Regions from separate parts of the Mus musculus genome. Here region 2 is linked to region 1. Evidence: chromatin loops called from intact Hi-C (ENCODE). Cell type or tissue: gastrocnemius. All regions are shown on one strand. Each heading gives the region's core, and the rest is flanking DNA. Links, peaks and the distances in the headings are about the cores only. Region 1 overlaps Gm36583 (a long non-coding RNA gene). Region 2 holds the start of Gm36534 (a long non-coding RNA gene).

Region 1 (5,374 bases), core at 201-5,200:
GCTATAGGTTTTGCTACTGTTATGAGTTGTAATTGTAAATATTTTTGGAGTTAGAAGTTTGCCCACAGGGCCATGACCCACAGGTTGGGAACCTCTGATTTGTGAGTTGGTGCCCAAAACAACACATAGCCCCCTGTGGACTTTCTGGAATAGGAATTGTTTGGGTAGTTATCTGGGTGGATTTTTTGAGGCTATATCAACACTAGCCTTTAGCCTGTTGATAACAATAAAACAAAGAACTTAACGGTAAAAGGTGGACAACAACTATAAAACAGTACACAGAGAAAGGGGGGAAAACCAATAAAAACAATCTGGTTGCTCTTCTGGGTGACAGCTGGGGTTCTGTGGGCGCTCGCTCAGGAGGACTGTGGAGGACACACCGAAGGTTTGGCCTTTACTTAGGACTTGCTTGAATGTTTATCCACAGTGCATGACTCAGTAGCCCAGGAGGACTCTTGGGATTGTGAACTCTGTGGCACCTCAGAGTTTGCTGCTCGTGTGCCCGACCCTTGGGCAGAGAATGCCCTCATTCTGAGAAGCCGGCCTCCAGCATACTCAGGCAGAGCTGTTCTGGAGATCTTTGTAGAAGACATTCCCAAGAAGCTTTAGGGACCCAAGTAGCATGTGTTTATCACTGCACAGTACTGTGGGTCAGGGACCTGACTGAGGCCTACAGGGTGGTTCTGCTCAGGGTCTATCCTGGGTATCCTACGGCCCTGGACTAGGACTTTGGGTTTTGGCCTTCATAGGGAGAGTCCCTCAGGATTCCATTCCTCACAGGCTAAAACCCCAAGAACTTCAGATCTTTACTGTTTGTTGGTCAGAGGCTTGTTCAGTTTGTAGTTCTATGCATTCTCAGTAGGGATGCTTGAAACACCACTGTTGGCTTCCCCGGGATGAAACTAACGCTCAGACTGTCTCGTCACTCTTTTCTTCACGCTCGGGAAACTCCAATCATTGGGAACAAGCTGATAAATCCATACCTGGGGCACTGGTATATCACGTGTTCTCAGACTGTCACACTGTCCCTGGAGGATAGGAGACAGGCTGTTTCTTCTCAGAGGCACTTGGAACATGATATCTCTAAACAGTCCAATAGTACTGAAAATGGAGACATCGCATGGTCTGGGGAGTTTGGGAAGAGGCCTTCATTTTCTTAGCAAGCCTGAAGATCATCAGAACTGAGTGACAGACTGACTTCATGCTAAGTCACCGCTCACATGCAGCCCCTCCACAGAGCTCTGCTTTCCCAAGAAGCACGGGCAGATCTGATCCCGCCCATGCTCTCTGTGCTCCTTGGCTCCTCCTCTGAGCCAGGTTCAGATTGCAGCTGTCACCTTCTCAGTGCTCCCTCTCCCACTGCCTCTCCTCCCAGCCCTCTGTTCCCAGAATGACAGCCACAGTCTAATTTTTTTTTTAAATAAATCACACCAATCATACGATGGTTCTCTGCTGAAACGTCGCCACTGTTCGAATGATAAAAGCAAGGCTGGGGTGGAAATGGGTTTCTGCTCTGTTGCCTCACTTCTTCCTGATCTTCTGCTCTTTCTGCTGTACTGGCCCCCTTTGTCTCTTGACTGTGCCAGGAATGTTCTCAGTTCCCTGTCTCTGCCTCAGTAGGTACCCTGCGGATATGAACATGGCCTATGTGATAGTTAATCTTGGCTGTCAACTAGGAGACATGGCTCTGAGTGGGCTTGAGAGTACATTTCCAGGAAGGGTTAACCAAGGAAAGAAGATCTTCCCTAGAGTGGGCAGCACTCACTGGAAGATTCACAGAGTATAAAGAAGTCTGTGGGGTTTAAAGTTCTGTTGCTTTTGCCTGCTCTCCTGCATTCCTTGCTAGTGAATGCATCTGCCTTATCGCACGCTGCTGCTGCTGCTGCTGCTGCTGCTGCCGCCGCCGCCGCCCTTCCCTGGTGTCAGAACCTAGCTTCTATAGCCTTCAATGTAGACTAAAGAAAGACCATCAGCTCGACTTGAACCCACCAGGCACTCAGCACCAGATTGAGACTGTGGCATGCAGGCCATGATTAAGCAGCAGTAGACTGCCTAGCCCACATTGTATTAACCAATCTAAAAACCACTTTTGCACTGTATATTCATCTTGTGTTCCTCTAGAGGACTCTGACTGATTCAGCTCACTACCTTAAGCCTTGGCTTTACTTTGCCCTGCTTGAGAATCCCATTTGGAATTCTGACACCATCTCCGACCTCATTTGAATGTATTTTTTTTCCAAAGCTCTCATCACTTTCAATATACTCTACTCACTACAAGCTTCCCCTGCCTCCAAGACTAGGGATTTGTAACTGATGATGTTTATTATTTAGTGTCTAGGATCTAGAGTTCTTCCTGACACATGTAGGTACTCAATAATTGTTTGATGAATGAATGAATGAATGAATTCCCTGGCTAATCTCAGCCATGTAATTTCAGGGCTGGCATCCTTCTTTGGTAAGATGTTGGCAATCTAAAAAGCCTCAAAGCTGGAAGGCATTTGGTCCTCAGAACATGTCGTAGAGTCTCATTTTTCTAGTGATCCATGAACCCCACACCAGGTTTAATTTCCCACCATCTGCCTTAACCCTGTCATAGACGTGGCCTCCGGGTTAAGATGTGGAGTCCAAACTGGCAGCCTCTCCGAGTCCCCTGTCTATCAAGGGTCCCTCGGGATTCCAGGCATTTCTGCCTCCCCTGAGCTTGTCATGAACCCCAAGGGAGGAGAATCCTCCAACTCTTGGACCAAAGCCTTTCTGCTGGCAGAGAATGACAGCCGCTTCCTGTGTCCCCAACCTCAGGAGGAGCCTGATATCAGCTCACGAGCTTCCATCCCTCAGTCCCATTCATCACCATGGCTTCAACAATGACTTCTGGGTCACCATTCCCGTGGAATCAGAATATGCAGATGGAGGAGAAAGCAAAGAAACATGGAGGAGGAAGGTGATGAAGTTGAAAAGGAGGGGACTGGCTCTCCCTTCTTCTGAGACTTTATCAATTTTGCCTCCAGGGTTCAGAGAATTAACACATGAACTGACATATGAACTAAATGAAGTGTGATGCGTCTATGCAGTACAATATCACTAGGCCATACAGCGACACCCCACAAACCACAGCTATGTGCACTCTCATGGATAGTTTTGAAAGCTTTATGTTAAGGAAAGACCATGTGACTTAAGAGTCCACTGACAACAAATGTCCTGAAGTCTGGGGAAGCAGAGAGTGACTCTCAGTGCCTGTGAGGCTCTTTGGGATGCTGAAAAGATTCAGCTTTTTGAGCTGGGAGTGTAGATCAGTGGTTAGCACTAACTGGGGGGGGGGTGGTGGTGAGGGGGGCTGGGTTCAACCTCAGTACCACAAAAAGGAAAGGAGAAGGGAGGGGAGGGAAGGGGGAGGGGGAGGAAAAACAGGAAAAGAGAGGGAGGAGGAAGGGAAGGGAGGGGAGAGAAGAAGCAGGGAAGGGGAGGAAAAACAGGAAGAGGGAGGAAGGGGGGGAGAGGAGGGAGGAAGAGGAAAGGAAAAGAGGGGGAGGGAGAGGAAGAGAAAGATTCATTGTCATGATGGTCAAATAGCTGAGAATATACTAAAACCTCCGATGGCCACATTTTCAATAGGTGGCTTCTATGGTGCATGAACTGTATTTTAATAAAAGAGAAGCCACAGCCCACCCTAAGGAGTGGTACAGGGTCAGATAGAAGTTGAAGCTTGCTTGATCTTTAGCTGCCCTGAGTTCTCACATGCCGCTTTCAAATTCAAGCCAGAGCGAATTTTGTCTTCAAAACCCTGTTCCTCTTCTTCTTCTTCGGGAAAACACCAAATGGCGGATGACGCCGGTGCAGCGGGAGGGCCCGGAGGACCCGGGGGCCCAGGATTAGGAGGCCGCGGCGGCTTCCGCGGAGGATTCGGCAGCGGTCTTAGGGGCCGTGGTCGAGGCCGCGGGGCTCGTGGAGGTAAAGCTGAAGACAAGGAGTGGATCCCCGTCACCAAGCTGGGCCGCCTGGTTAAGGACATGAAGATCAAGTCCTTGGAGGAGATCTACCTGTTCTCCCTGCCCATTAAGGAGTCTGAGATCATTGACTTCTTCCTGGGTGCATCCCTAAAGGATGAGGTTCTGAAAATCATGCCAGTGCAGAAGCAGACTCGGGCTGGCCAGCGGACCAGGTTCAAGGCTTTGGTCGCTATTGGGGACTACAATGGTCACGTTGGTCTTGGTGTTAAGTGCTCCAAGGAGGTTGCCACTGCCATCCGAGGGGCCATCATCTTGGCCAAGCTTTCCATCGTCCCTGTGCGGAGAGGCTACTGGGGGAACAAGATTGGCAAGCCCCACACTGTTCCATGCAAGGTGACAGGCCGCTGTGGCTCTGTGCTGGTGCGTCTCATCCCTGTCCCCAGAGGCACTGGCATTGTCTCTGCTCCTGTGCCCAAGAAGCTCCTGATGATGGCCGGTATAGATGACTGCTACACTTCAGCCAGAGGCTGCACTGCCACCCTGGGCAACTTTGCTAAGGCCACCTTTGATGCCATCTCCAAGACTTACAGCTACCTGACCCCCGACCTCTGGAAAGAGACTGTCTTCACCAAGTCTCCTTATCAGGAATTCACGGATCATCTTGTGAAAACCCACACCAGAGTCTCTGTTCAGAGGACCCAGGCTCCAGCTGTGGCTACCACATAAGGGTTTTTATATGAGAAAAATAAAAGAATTAAGTCTGCTGAAAACAAACAAACAAACAAACAAACAAAAAAAAAAAAACCCTGTTCCTTTTCTTAAGCACCCGCAGACTACATACGCTTTCCATTCAGGGTAATCCAGCCGTGCCTAGCTGGGCATACCTTATCTGTAGCCATTTTGTTTTTCCGAGTCAGGGTTTCTCTGTAGCCCTGTAGACCAGGCTGGCCTTGAGCTCAGAGATCCGCCTGCCTCTGCCTTTGGAGTGCTGGGATTAAAGGTGTGCCCCACCCCCATCTGCTAGAGATGTTTTTAAGGGCTGGTGTTTCTCCCCTGAGCAGCACTCCAAGGAAAATGGAGTCACTGAGCCTCCAATGAAAGGGCATGTGACTCCACGCAGACTCTGATCACAGGTTGGGCTCGAATAATTCAGAAGCCCGTCTAGGCTTAAGAGAGAGAAAGGGGTCGGAGGGGTTGGGGGTGGGGGGCGGGGAGCCGGGAGCGGGGAGAGGAGGCACCAGCTTCTGTCTGCAGGAGCTCTCTAAGATTTGGATCCTTCAAAGTCATTCCAGGAGGCTGTTCACTGGCCCCGTGGGGTGCCCTACTAGACTATTGATTGGTTTCAATCTGTGGTTTGACTTCAAGCCTCTTGGAGAAGTCAAGTTTGTCTCTCATCTGAAAATGGCAGCAACTTCCCAGCACATGAA
Region 2 (5,374 bases), core at 176-5,175, 73 kb after region 1:
ACAGGCGAAAGAGAGGTCGCCTGTGCTCATCTCTCTCTCCTCCTAACTGCGACGAGCTACACCAGAAGTTCTCAACCTGTGGGTGGAAACCCCCTTGGGGTTGGCACATAAGATAACCTGCATGTGAGATATTTACATTACAATCCATAACAGTAGCAAAAATTACAACAAGAAAGTAACAGCAAAATGGGCTGGAGAGATGACTCAGTGGTTAAGAGTATTGTCTGCTCTTCCAGAGATCCTGAGTTCAATTCCCAGCTACCACATGGTGGCTCACAACCATCTGTAATGAGATCTGATGCCCTCTTCTGGTATGTCTGAAGATAGTGACAATGTACTCACATACATAAAATAAATTACTCTTTAAAAAAAAAAAAGTAGCAGCAAAATAATTTTGTGGTTGGGGGTCGCCACAACTTGAAGAACTGTATTAATGGATCACAGTGTTGGGAAGGTTGGGACCCACTGGACTACACCCTGGAGCAGAGGGCTGGAGGAACCTTCTCCTTCCTTAAGTCCTATTTGTCAATATTTTCTTATAGTAGCTAGAAAGGCCATAGTGTTCCTTTGCAAAGCTGTATCTTTGCCCCTGGATACTTGTGTATCGAAGATGTCAATTCTAGACATAGAAGTAGAATTCGAGATGTAGGTGCAGTGAGACATATGTGACGGCTCTTGGCGGGTACAATATGTTCAGCGAAGGTGAAATAATGAATATGCAAGGGTCTGTGTCCCAGCATCAAAGCGCCTGGCTTAGAAAACTATCACCGGGGCTTTAGTGAGTCAAAGGTATAGTATAGCAAGATAGAATGGACTGGAAAATGTGGTGTCTTTATTGCCCAAGGCCTGTTCAAAACAAACAAAACAAAACCAAGCAGCCCAGAGGTCCTAGTGGCTCATGACAGTTTCACACAAATTATTTTTCCCTTTATTGGATATTTTCTTTATTTACATTTCAAATGTTATCTCCTTTCCAGGTCCCCCTCTGGACACCACCTATTCCACCCCCCTCATCCTGACTCTATGAGGGTTCTCCCCAACCCACCCACCCACTCCCACCTTCCTACCCTGGCATTTCCCTACACTGAGACATTGAACACTCTCAGGCCCAAGGGCCACTCCTCCCACTGATGTCCAACAAAGCCATCCTCTGTTGCTTATGTGGCTAGAACCATGGGTCCCTCCATGTGTACTCTTTGGTTGGTGGTCCAGTCCCCAGGAGCTCCGGGGGATCTGGCCTGTTGACACTGTTGCTCCCTCCATGGGGCTGCAAACACCCTCAGCTCCTTCAGTCCCTTCCCCAACTCCTCCATTGGGGACCCTGCACTCAGTCAAATGGTTGGCTGTGAACTCCTCCTCTGTATTTGTGAGGCTCTGGAAGAACCTCTCAGGAGACAGCCATATCAGACTTCAGCAAGCACTTCCAGGCATCCGCAATAGCGTCCAGGTTTGGCGACTGTATGTGGGATGGATCCCCAGGTTGGGCAGTCTCTGGATGGCCTTTCCTTCAGTCTCCATATTTCCTCCTGTATTTTGTTTCCCCTTCTAAGAAGCACTGAAGCATCCACACTTTGGTCTTCCTTCTTCTTGAGCTTCATATGGTCTGTGAGTTGTATCTTGGGTATCCCAAACTTTTAGGCTAATGTCCACTTATCAGTGAGTGCATACTACGTGTGTTCTTTTGTGATTGGGTTACCTCACTCAGGATATTTTCTAGTTCCATCCATTTGCCTAAGAATTTCATAAATTCATTCTTTTTAATAGCTGAGTAGTACTCCATTGTGTAAATATACCATATATATATCTCCATTTCCCTGTTGAGGGACATCTGGGTTGTTTCCAGCTTCTGGCTATTATTATATGAACATAGTGGAGCATGTGTCCTTATTACATGTTGGAGCATCTTCTGGATATATGTCCAGGAGTGGTATAGCTGGGTCCTCAGGTAGTACTAGGGCCAATTTTTTGAGGAACCGCCAGACTGATTTCCAGAGTGGTTGTACCAGCTTGCAATCCCACCAGCAATGGAGGAGTGTTCATCTTTCTCCACATCCAAAAACAAAACAAAACAAAACAAAACAAAAACAGAAAAAACAAAAAACAAAAAACCCCAAGCAGCCCAGAAGCCCTGGTGGCTCATGACAGTTTCGCACAAATTATAACAAACTCACACCTTCCTCAGGATCCTCTCCTGCCTCTACACAGCCACAATAAAGGTTAAATCTATAGCGGTGTGACGGAACCGGAGGCTATCCTAGCTCTGCGTGTCCATTAAGTGCCCTCTTAGGTGTCTGTCACTGCAAGCCTCCACGTACAAGACCCCATGGACAAGAGGTTGCGTCTGCTCCTGTAGGCCAGATCCGACTCTGAACTTCACACTTGCCACTGCGCAGATTCTGCCCGCCTCTGCCCACCACCGCCCACGGCTCAAACAGCCTTCTCTGTTCAGTTAGAAATACCCCCCCCCCCCACCCCCAGCTTCCGAAGCGCCTGGCAATTAGGACGCCAGTAGGTGTCGGCTTTCATAGGTGTCCCAGCCTGTATTTCCTGTTCTCTAGCTTGTTCCATTTACACAGCCCAGCAGCGCCTGCCTCGGATGTGTCAGAGAGAGCAGAGCTCATCCTCTCCGTCCCACTTCTCCGCCTCTCTGGGGATGCGTATCATTTTGGGGCTGTCAACAACCATGCCTTCCCTCACACCCCGCCGCCCAGCTGTTGCCAAATTCTGATTATCCCTCCTGCACCTCCCACCCCGCGCTGCTCCCTCTGCCTCCCTTGAATCTATTAACCTCAATCAGGATGTTAATGGAAAATTACCCCTGCTTCTTATCACTGTCTGGTTTGCTATCCTACACGGGCAGGAATGAGCCGATGCGTTTGATGCGTTCACCGTCTACTGTCCGGTTCTATGCTCCCACCTCCCCTTCTTAGACCTCAGACTGACAAACAGCACCGAGGCGAGAGGCCCACAGAAGCCAGACAGGAGTGAGTGTGGGCCCATTCTCTTTGCCAGGTAGACTTGCTAAGCTAAAGCACAAGGGGACTCCAGGGCAAAGGTGGTGCCTCAGGACTGGCTGGGGGAGACTAGCAGAACAGGTAAGCCCGCTGATGACAAGGCAGGGTCCTCAGGTGTGCTGCCCAATGCTGCAAAATTCCGACAAGAGCTGGGCATTTGCCACTTGCAACAGCGTTCCAGCTCTGGGACTCTGCTTTTGTGCCTCTAGTGAAAGTGTCCCTTCACACTGACCTGTGCTCCGAGGGATCAGAAGTTCCTACAAGTTCGCCACCACTGTCTCCACAGTAAGACTCAGAGGATGTCACTGTGAAAAAGCCGGGCACAGGACTCACGGCAACTGCCTCGGGGGGGCGGGGGGGCGGGGGGGTTTTTGAAAATCTGTGATTCTTTCCCTTCTCACTCCCTTCAGAGACATCCCCTTAAAATGCCTAGGGAGTGGCCACGGAGTGGGCGTGTCCAAGGCCTCCACTGGGCTATTGTTCTGAGCACTTGCTTCTCTTTTAGCAATCCTCTCTCCTCCGAGTTTGTGTCCCTGAAGAAATCTAAGGCCTGCCGGGCAGTGGTGGCGCACACCTTTAATTCCAGCTTGGGAGGCAGAGGCAGGTGGATTTCTGAGTTTGAGGCCAGCCTGGTCTACAGAGTGAGTTTCAGGACAGCCAGGGCTACACAGAGAAACCCTGTCTCGAAAAAACAAAACAAAACAACCAAACAAACAAAAAAGAAGGAAGGAAAGAAGGAAGGAAGGAAGAAAGGAAAGAAGAAAGAAAGAGAAAAAGAAAGAAATCTAGGGGCCAGTGAGATGGCTCAGTGGGTAAAGGTGCTTGCCACCAAGTTTGATGATCTGAGATCAATCCCTAGGACTCACGTGAGCACCGACTCCTGCAAGTTGTCCTAGGATCCCAAGACAGGGCCTTCAATGTGCATACAGCTACACACAAATGCATTTACTCCCTAAAATAGTACAGCTTCCAGTAGATCCTGAAACATCAGCAAACTGGGAGGTGGTTCTATGATCCTCTTAAAACAGCAATTGATGCTGGGGGTGTTGGCACCCCACCCCAAACCCCCTGTGATCCCAGACTTCAGGAGGCAGAGGCAGGCAGATCACCTTTGTGAGACCGAGGCCAGCCTGGTATATACATGGTGAGTTCCAGGCCAGCCTGATCTAGAGTGAGTTCCAGGACTCTGTTACACAGAGAAACCCTGTCTTGAAAAACAAAACAAACACAATCTCTCGTCTTCCCACAAAGGGTGACTTGGGCTGACCATAGCAGGCAGGCCAGCAGATGCAAGAATGCTGGTGCTCAGGGGATGTCATCCTGGGCCTGGAACTGTCCCCACAATACTGCTCCAGGGGTTTCTTCCACCTCTGTCCCTGCAGTTTCCCACTGGTGTCACTTCAGATCGGTACCAGCATGTGATACCTTCACTGCAGTGTTGGCTGACTAAATGACTCACCCAAATGTAAAGAATATACAAATGTACATCTTTCCCTGCACAAATTATCTCCAGCTTATTTTTCCCAAATTATTTTTATTGTGATATAAGTCATACCCATGAAATCCGTTCTTAATTCAAAGGTGTGTGTTTGTGTGTCTTTAAATCACCACTATATACTTTCTCTGGCTTACATTAATTCCTGTTTCCCCCACACGCACCATGGGTTTTGATGGGAACTGCCAATCACAATATCTAGCATGAAACAACATAGGAAAGGTACAGGGCCCAGTGAGATCGTCTACTCCCCCAGACAGTTTTTTCTTAACAAAAACTGAGAAAAATAAAACCTCCTGGGAAGGAAGCCTGTGAGTCCTGAGACAATGATGCTCGGAGTTCTTGCTGTTAGAAACTGGTCCATAGTGGGTGAAGGACTCTCTGAGAGGGAGGACTGGCTGTCTCTGGTTGTTCCCAAGACTAGCCACACCCTTTCTTACCCTCAGTTTATTTATGTAAACTAATGATCAAGCTAGTCCCCTGGCTTTCTCTAACCTGGAACTGTGAATAAAAAAACAAAAACAAACAAACAAAAAACCCCTGTCTTCCTCCCCCACTGCTTAGTACCTGGTTATTAGGACATGACCTTTGATTTCAAACCTAGGCTCAGAAGAGATGAGCACCAGAAGAGAGGTACCGGAGACTCTAAAAGCATCAGAGGATCTGGCCTTTGACTGCAGGGTGAAGGAAGCACCAGGAAAGAGATAATGGTTATCTTAGGATGGATATGCTACAGAGGGAGAAGGTACAAGAGTATTCTAGACACTGGAAAACTGAGCCATGGCCAAGTACAGGAAACAGTGTGAAGTCAAGCAGAACCTGGGTGCAAGGAGGGAAGAGGCAGGAATCGGGCTCTGGAGGTAGA

The links. A loop is a pair of places that touch in the nucleus more often than their neighbours do. Peaks named below come from ENCODE experiments on the same cell type or tissue, not always from the same donor. Only the 100,000 strongest peaks of a DNase experiment are listed, where the experiment ranks them.
Region 2: it touches region 1 in a loop (2.1-fold over the local background); 4 of 42 quality-filtered maps call a loop at or near these places.

What each region holds. Positions count from the first base shown.
Region 1 is chr14:76,235,987-76,241,360 of GRCm38, reverse strand. All of the region lies in intron 1 of Gm36583 (a long non-coding RNA gene), which reads left to right. It also overlaps the pseudogene Rps2-ps6. Among named protein-coding and RNA genes, the nearest start is that of Gm36583, 6.4 kb to the left of the region's middle. In gastrocnemius, for the core only: no CTCF peak of the experiment used is centred there; a DNase peak (open chromatin) is centred at 2,669.
Region 2 is chr14:76,162,540-76,167,913 of GRCm38, reverse strand. It overlaps Gm36534 (a long non-coding RNA gene), which reads right to left and starts at 3,344. Exons shown (of 3, transcript XR_874833.2): 1 at 3,247-3,344. In gastrocnemius, for the core only: no CTCF peak of the experiment used is centred there; a DNase peak (open chromatin) is centred at 2,678; H3K4me3 peaks cover 705 bases.